Regions from separate parts of the Homo sapiens genome. Here region 1 is linked to region 2. A link is an interaction called in ENCODE POLR2A ChIA-PET data of the cell type or tissue named here. Cell type or tissue: A673. All regions are shown on one strand.

Evidence for each region. ChIA-PET counts read pairs that join two places held together with the same protein. Peaks named below come from ENCODE experiments on the same cell type or tissue, not always from the same donor. Only the 100,000 strongest peaks of a DNase experiment are listed, where the experiment ranks them.
Region 1: POLR2A ChIA-PET joins it to region 2 with 5 read pairs; 2 of 35 experiments call an interaction of 5 or more read pairs at or near these places.

The regions. Positions count from the first base shown.
Region 1 is chr15:72,716,606-72,720,605 of GRCh38, reverse strand. BBS4 (Bardet-Biedl syndrome 4) reads right to left here. Exons shown (of 16, transcript NM_033028.5): 6 at 3,756-3,828. Among named protein-coding and RNA genes, the nearest start is that of BBS4, 32 kb to the right of the region's middle. In A673, no CTCF peak of the experiment used is centred here; no DNase peak of the experiment used is centred here.
Region 2 is chr15:74,281,202-74,285,201 of GRCh38, reverse strand. It overlaps CCDC33 (coiled-coil domain containing 33), which reads right to left. Exons shown (of 19, transcript NM_025055.5): 10 at 3,353-3,424. Among named protein-coding and RNA genes, the nearest start is that of CCDC33-AS1, 36 kb to the left of the region's middle. In A673, no CTCF peak of the experiment used is centred here; a DNase peak (open chromatin) is centred at 1,621.

The DNA of each region.
Region 1 (4,000 bases), 1.6 Mb after region 2:
GTCAACTAAGATAATGGCAGGAGGAATTACTATTCCCCTGTTGCAGCAAGACTGTGGAATACCCTGATGAGTCCAAGAAAGTAGGGCTACAAGGTTGTTTCTTTTTTTTTTTTTTTTTTGAGACAGGGTCTTGCTCTGCTTTCCATGCTGAAGTGCAGTGACACAATCACAGTTCACCGCATCACTGCAGCCTCAACCTCCTGGGCTAACGTGATCCTCCTACCTCAGCCTCTAGAATAGCTAGGACTACAGGTGCACACGACCACTAATTTTTATTTTTTTTTCCTAGAAACTGGGTCTCTATGTTGCCCAGGCTGGTCTCAGACTCCTGGGCTCAAGTGATCCTCCCCACTCAGCATCCTTTTAAAGTGCTGGTATTACAGGTATGAGCCACCATGCTCCAGCTACTATAAGGTTTTCTACAGGTACTTATGAAATATGTAGGGTAGGTAAGGGCTATTAATAAAAGTAAAATTCAAAATCATTAAAATATTCTAAAAAGAAAATAAAAATGCCATGAAGGGGAAAATTTTAAAGAAAAATTTTAAAGTTAAAAAAAAAAAAGGTGGTGGCTCACACCTGTAGTCTCAGCACTTTGGGAGGCCAAGGTGGGCGGATCACAACGTCAGGAGCTCGAGACCAGCCTGACCAACATGGTGAAACCTCATCTCTACTAAAAATACAAAAATTAGCTGGGCATGGTGGCGGGTGCCTGTAAATCCCAGCTACTCAGGAGGCTGGGGGAGGAGAATCGCTTGAACCCAGGAGGCAGAGGTTGCAGTGAGCCAAGATTGAGCCACTGCACTCTAGCCTAGGTGACAGAATGAGACTCTGTCTCAACAAAAAAAAAAAAAAAGAATGGCTGTTTTGTGAATGATCACATCTACTAGTAACAATGGGATGGTTATCCCAAGTGAGTCAGTAATACCAAATGAGCTCTTTCAACCAACTGGATAGATTAAGAAATACGTTCCATTCCCCCTGTGACCCTGAGCTCTCCTGCTTTACCTCTTCCCTATCTCCCTCTATGGGTTCTCTTCTTCTGCTCAGTCCTTCAAAATTGCTTTTTGATGGCTCACACCTGTAATCCCAGCACTCTGGGAAGCTAAAGCAGGAGGATCACTTGAGGACAGGAGCTTGAGACCAGCCTGGGTAACATGAGACCTCATTTCCACAAAATAAATTTAGCCAGGCATGGTGGCTTGCACCTGTAGCCCCAGCTACTCAGGAGGCAGAGGCAGGAGGATCACTTGAGCCCAGGAGTTGGAGGTTACAGTAAGCTATGATCACCCCACTATACTCCAGCCTAGGCAACCTTGTCTCTTAAAAAAAAAAAAAAAAATTTAGAAAGTAAAAAACTGCTAGCATCCAGGGATGTTCCAGGGATTATTGGTGGGCCCTGGCTCCTCCCTGGCCTGTATGGTGACCATTTGTGGCACTGGCCACCCCCATGATCCTGGCCCCCATAGAGAATGCAGGGCTTCCTCCCTGCATTAAAGCAGTAACTTTTCCTGTGCCGTCTCAAACAGACAAAAAAAAAGTAAAAAACTCTTTTTTTCCAGGGTCCCATCCTCAGCTCATTGCAGGGTAATGTCAACCAATCTAATGGTTTCAATTACCACCTTTATGTTGCTGACTCCAGAATTCACATCTCTACTCCAAAACACTTGAGTTTCAGATTTCTATATCCAATCCTACTGGACACATCTCAATTTAGATATCCCCTCAGAACCTAAAACTTATCATATCCAAAATCCTCTGAAAGACAGGATTTAACTCTGATTTCTTACCATCACCTTCTTCCAAACCTTGCTCTTCTTCCTTCATTTCCTATTCTAGTTGAGTATCTTATAATCCAACAGTCCATCTTTGCATCTCCAGGGCATAGATCAGTGCTTGGCATATAGCAGACATACTCATTTTTTGAAAAACCGACTGAATGAAAAGTACATGAATTTTTCTTCATCTGTAGTTTCACTCTGGCTGTTAGCTATAACATACTCCATGGCATAAAGACTCAACTCAATCTTCCGATGTACAGAAGAAAAGCGACTAACAAATTGAACACACTTCAAAAATAATAGTGCCCCGTAAGAACTGCAAAGGAAATCCATGCTAATTCTCTGTACTAATAAATCTAGTTCTTCACTCACAGATATGAATGTCTCTCTGAGAATCACCAAATACTTGAAAAATACCAACAGCATAAAATAGAAGAACCAAAATGCAGAGAGGAAGAAAAAGATAATTCTGAGAAGCAGAAAAGAACTTCAAGAATCAGAGACATTGAAGAAAAGACAAGATTTTTGGAAATTAAAAATACAATAAAAGGAAATGAAATAAAAAATATTGGATGGATAGGGTATATAACAGAATACAAATAGCTAAAAACAAAAATGATGATATGGAAGATAAGACTGAATACATGTCCTGAACATATAATAAAATGACAAGGAGGGTCAGGCGTGGTGTCTCACACCTATAATCCCAACACTTTGGGAGGACAAGGCAGGTGAATCACCTGAGGTCAGGAGTTGGAGACCAGCCTAGCCAACATGGTGAAACCCCGTCTCTACCAAAAATACAAAAATTAGCCGGGCATGGTGGCAGGCGCCTGTAATCCCAGCTACTCAGGAGGCTGAGACAGGAGAATCACTTGAACCTGGAAGAAAGAGGTTGCAGTGAGCCGAGATCACGCCACTGCACTCCAGCCTGGGCAACAGAGTGAGCCTCTGTACCCCCCCGCACCACACACAAAGAAAAGGACACAGAGGTAGAAAATGAGAGGCAAGTTAAGAGTTGTAGAGAATAGTTAGAGAACATCTCTCATAGAGAATGGAAAACAGTGTGGCAGATGCTGCTAGTTATCTACTTGCCTACCTGCTACCTACTCTTCTCTTTTTCCTTACTAAAAGAACCCTAATTTTGTTTAGAGTGGCAGTGTGACCAGATTAAAAACGACATTTAACCAGCCTTCCTTATAGAAGGGGAGCTGATATGACATAAGTGGAAGTCTGTGGGGGACTTCTGGGAAAGTTGTGCTTTCCCAGTATAGGCTCTGTCCTTTTCTCCTTGTTGCTTTCTCTTTCTGCCTCCCTAGAATGCAGATATGATGCTGGATGCAGCAGTCTTCTTGTAACCATGAGGAAAAACTCTCAGTCTTGACATCCTAGGACCACCAAATCAATGCCAGCAACTACTTACCTGGACATCTTGTTTCATGAGAATTAAAAAAAAAAACAAAAACGAATTTGTAAAGCCAATGTTTAGTCAAATTTTCTGTTGCATTTACACACAATCCTCAATTGACACAAAGAGAAGGGGAGGGGAAAAATAAAGAACTACTCAAAGGCCCTGACCCAAAGAAAGGCAAGGGTCTTCAGAATGAAAGAGTCAATTGAATGTCACACAGATGGGGACGGGAAAAAGACATGAAACACAACTAGATGCCTATTGCTGATACTGTGGAATTCCAATGACGAAAAAAATACCCAAAGCTTCTAGGGGTCATCAACAAGAATCAGACTGGTAAGAGACTGCTCGTCAGCAAACTGCTAGAAAATCATGCAGCAATGCCTGCAAAGTTATGAGGAAACATGGTTTTTGATCCTATACTTATACAAATCATGAATTAAGTATGAGGTTAAAATCAAGACATTTTTGGAATGTAAGAATTCAGAAATAAGACAGCCAGATGATAAATGGAACCATTAGCAAGTTTACTAATAAGAAAGAACTGAAAGTTCTCTACTTACCCAATCTTTCTGGTTGAGTTTAGCTGCTTCATTATATACTTCAATGGCAGCTTTATGTTTTCCCAAAAGAAATCTGTAAAAGATATATTTTCCATAATTATTACCTCAAAATTCTTAGAAGACTAACCCTACTAGTCCCACATTTTAATCATATTTCATCCAGCAGAGAATTCTAGAAGCCTTTTCTCTATGAGGTGGTTGTGCTGGTTTGGTCAGTGAAGCTGCTATACACTAACAGCAGAAGC
Region 2 (4,000 bases):
GAAAGAGCCTATGTCCTCAGACTGGGGCTGGGCCCAAATACGGCACGCGCATTCATTTCTCCTGAAGCATTTCCGCTCTGTGACAGCACTGACCATGTCTGACCACATGCAAAGAGCTACCCCTAGGATGGAGTTGTTGACCATGTGAACGAGGGGCCTGAGAGGCCCAATATCACAAGCCTCGGCAGCTGGAGTGTCCACAGGACTCTAAGACCTCCAGGTGTCAGGTGGTGGCTTCTGGACCCATTATGCAATATTTGATTTAAAGGGTGGAAGAGTTGATGGCCCCAGCCCTGCTGCTGCCTTCCCAAAGTCTAGGATGCAGAGATGAATACCAGGTACCTTCCATGATGAAGTTGCAGGCAACACCTTAGGCGCAACAATAAGGGGGCAGGAACCTGATCTCTTTGTTATAGCAGCTTAGCTCATCACCGTACTCAGCTACCATGAGGAGTCCAAATAGCCCCTTCAAGGACTCCGTATCATGTCACCTTGTTTGAGTTTCCTCAGACCCTTTATCATTAGCTGACATGAATTATTTTTTTATTGTCTGTTCCATACTCCCTGCTAAGAATGCAAGCTTTAGAAAGACAGGGCCTGATTGTTTTTTTTTCTTCTTCTTCTTCAGTGTAATATTCCTAAAATCCAGAACAGCAATTGCTCATGTGGGTGCTTCAGAAATGTTTGCAGTTGCATAGAGAACAATGATGGTATTGCAGTGAAGGTGGTGATGAGGGATGGAGAAGGGGATGGGCCCCTTTAGATTTAGCTGCAATGCCATCTGACCTGTTCATGAATTCTCAACACTTTCCTGCCATCCCTTAGGGAGAAGGATGCCAAAAGGTCTCAGACACTAGAGAGCCATGTCCAAGCCCAATGAAGGTGTGAGCTCAAATCAAAATGAGGTCCATGGCTGCCAACCCCTCCTTCTCCCCATTTCAATCCACAATGGCAGCCAAAATTCTACTTCTTGCCTTGCATGCTACCTGACATGCAGTGACTCCTCATCAAATATACATGGAATAAAAGAATAAATGAATGGGTGCTGCAGCTGCAAGGACTTCATGGTGAATTTAACCACATTAGCACTTTATACTTAGGCTCCTAAATTGGTCTTCAAGATTCTAGAATCAAAGGGAGTCAGTTATTGGCCAATTCTCAGATAGTTTACCAAGAAATAGTTCCACTACAAAGAGATTTAGCTTCCGTGTGTGCCACTGCAGGTGTGAAAACATCTGTGTGTCAGTTTGCATGTATGTGAGAGCGTGTACATATGTGTTAAGAGTGTGCATCCTTCTTGCCAAGGTATGTGCGCACACATCTGTGTGTCTGTGACTGTGTGTAGATATTCACACGTGATTGAGAGTGTATATGTAGAGGGGGTGTGTGTGTGTGTGTGTGTGTGTGAATTCTTGGCTGCAGAATCTGAATTTCTGCTAGTACTATTTTCTTGGTACACACCCAATCCTGATCCCCTTTCTTTTCCTTTCTTCTCAGAAATCCATTACTAAAAGGTTTTTTACCCGCCTCCAGGGGGAGGGGGTTGGGGGAAGGAGACGCTAAAATCACAAGGCCCAGATCAAAACACTCAGCAGCTAAATGAATTCGGCAGCATTTTCCCGCATGACTTGGAGGGATAATTTAGTGAGGCCGCCAGCTGGAAGGAAAGGGATTAATTCTGCACTTAGCACAGCTCCGGTGAATAATTCATTACTGGAGACCTTTGTGCCCAGCCCCTGGGCAATGGGGAAACTGTTCTGCCCACCTGCCTGTTGCCTGCCTGGGCCCACTAGTCAGTCCCCTGACCAGGGGCACCTGACGCTCCTTTTAGTCCCAGGATACACATGCCCAGTGGAAGGGGCAGGAGACAGAGGGAGGTGGGGAGGGGCTGGCAGTGGCCAGTGGCCACAGGCAGACTCTATACCTTGGGAAGAGGCCCCGGAGGGTTGGGCTCCAAACTGGGAAGTTTGTGACCTTTTTCTCCAAGATTCTGGTGCCTCTTTCTTGGGGTTTGTTGCTTCTACCCTTGAGAGGGCAATCCTGAACACCTATAGCAGGGAGTGCTAATGGGGTCTCAGGCCCTCTCCAGAGGCCTTGTAAAGGCACTTTCAGGCTGGTACCAACCCAGATATACTCCTCATACCCCACACCATAGGATTCCCTGTGTTCTTCATGAGTGAGGTCACAGAGCCAAGTGCTACCCCAGAGCTGGTGGATATTTTTCCTGCGTGGGAAGAAGGCAGGAGTGGGTTGGCGCGGACATTAGTCCCTGCAAACACTTTCTGGGTTCATGGTCCTAAACTACTCACATCCCAGCACCACTGAGAGGAAAGAGGGAAAGTCCAGCGGGTGCCTGGCATGTGCACTGCAGCCAAATGAGCAGGGTCTAAGCTGGGCTGAGACCAGGTGTAGCTAGCGAGAGGGATCGAGGCTCATCCAGCAGGCAGGGCTTAGCCCTGGGTGTCTTCACATTTGGACCAACCCAGCTGTGGTAGACAGAATTCCAAAAACGGGCCTCCAAGATTTTACACCCTCATTCTTGGAACCCGTGAATATGATGACTGATCACTCCTGGGATTATGTTTGTTACATGGCACCGTTGACTTTAAGATAGGAAGATGATTAGAATGGCCTGACCTTATCACACCAGCCCCTCTAAAATCCCTCTAAAAGCACCTCTAAAAGTTTTCTGTGGCTGCTGACAGAAGAGGAAGTCAGAGTTTTGAGGTGTGACAGGGACTGGACATGCCTGCTGGCTTAAGATGAACGGGGCCATTGTGAGGGGGCATGTGGGCGTCCTTCAGGAGCTGAGAGCTGCCCCGGCTGACAGCCTGCAAGGAGACCGGGATGTGAGTCCGGCACTGCAGGGAACTGGATTGTGGCAGCCACCTGAATGAATTTGGAAGCAGATTCCTCCCCATAATCCCCAGAAAGGAATGTGACCCTGCCAACATCTTGATTCCAGCCACCCTGTGTCATGGGACCTACATATAGAAGTGTCAGCTAATAAATGGGCATTGTTTTAAGCTGCTAATTTGGTTATAAAGCAATAGAAAACTGATATCCTAGCTCACCCTTGCAGAACCTCGATCCCAGTGAGCCAGACTTGGCTTGGGCTTGGTCAGAGGCTGACTCCAAGGTCTGGGTGGCCCTCTGCTCACAACTCTCCTCTTCCTAATCCCAGCTCTCTCTACGTTTGTCTGGAGTCTCAAATCACCCTTAGACGTTTCTATCCAAAGTAGTAGTCCCATCCTCCCAGAAGTCCCTGAACAAAGCCAGCAATTGTGAAGGAAGTTGGATCTCACTGACATGTGCCTGCTGGCCCTGACCCTCCCCTGGCCCACAGCCTTACCTCAGAGGAAAGCAGCTGGAAGGAGAGAGCCACTGTGGGGGCCTCATCATTGATAGTTTTCAGGCTGGTGTCCTGGGGAGGAAAAGGGAGCACTCAGACCATGCTGGCCAGGGCAGCTTCCGCCTCTGCCCCACCTACTGTTCTAGATTTCTCTGGAAGGTGTCACCTGCGGGCTGCACCCAGGAGGGTGGGAGGGAGGTGGGAGCTGGCCTCCTGCTTTTGCCCTCGCAAACTGCCTCCACACCACCCCTTCTAAACCCCTCTAGAGACCTGTCTGGCACTACCAGGCTCATCTGACAGAGAGATTCTCATTCATTGAGGTCTATTATGTCAGGATGGCCAGAAGTATTTTAGGGGAAATGGTGGCATAGGAATAGAGAATGATGGTAACGATATTATTCATTCTTGTTGAGAACTTACTCTAAGTGCTTTCCATGGGTTTTCTCATGAAATCTCACAGCAACCCTATGAAAAAAGTGCTATTGCCATGTACCCATTTTATAGGCAAGGAAACTGAGGCATTGACACTTTCAGTAGTTTTCCCATGGTCATGTTAGCTGGTATGTGGTGGAACCAGAATTTGGACCCAGACAGTCTGGCTCTAGAGCCTGAGCTCTGAACTCTCTTGTTATACACAGAGATTGTGTA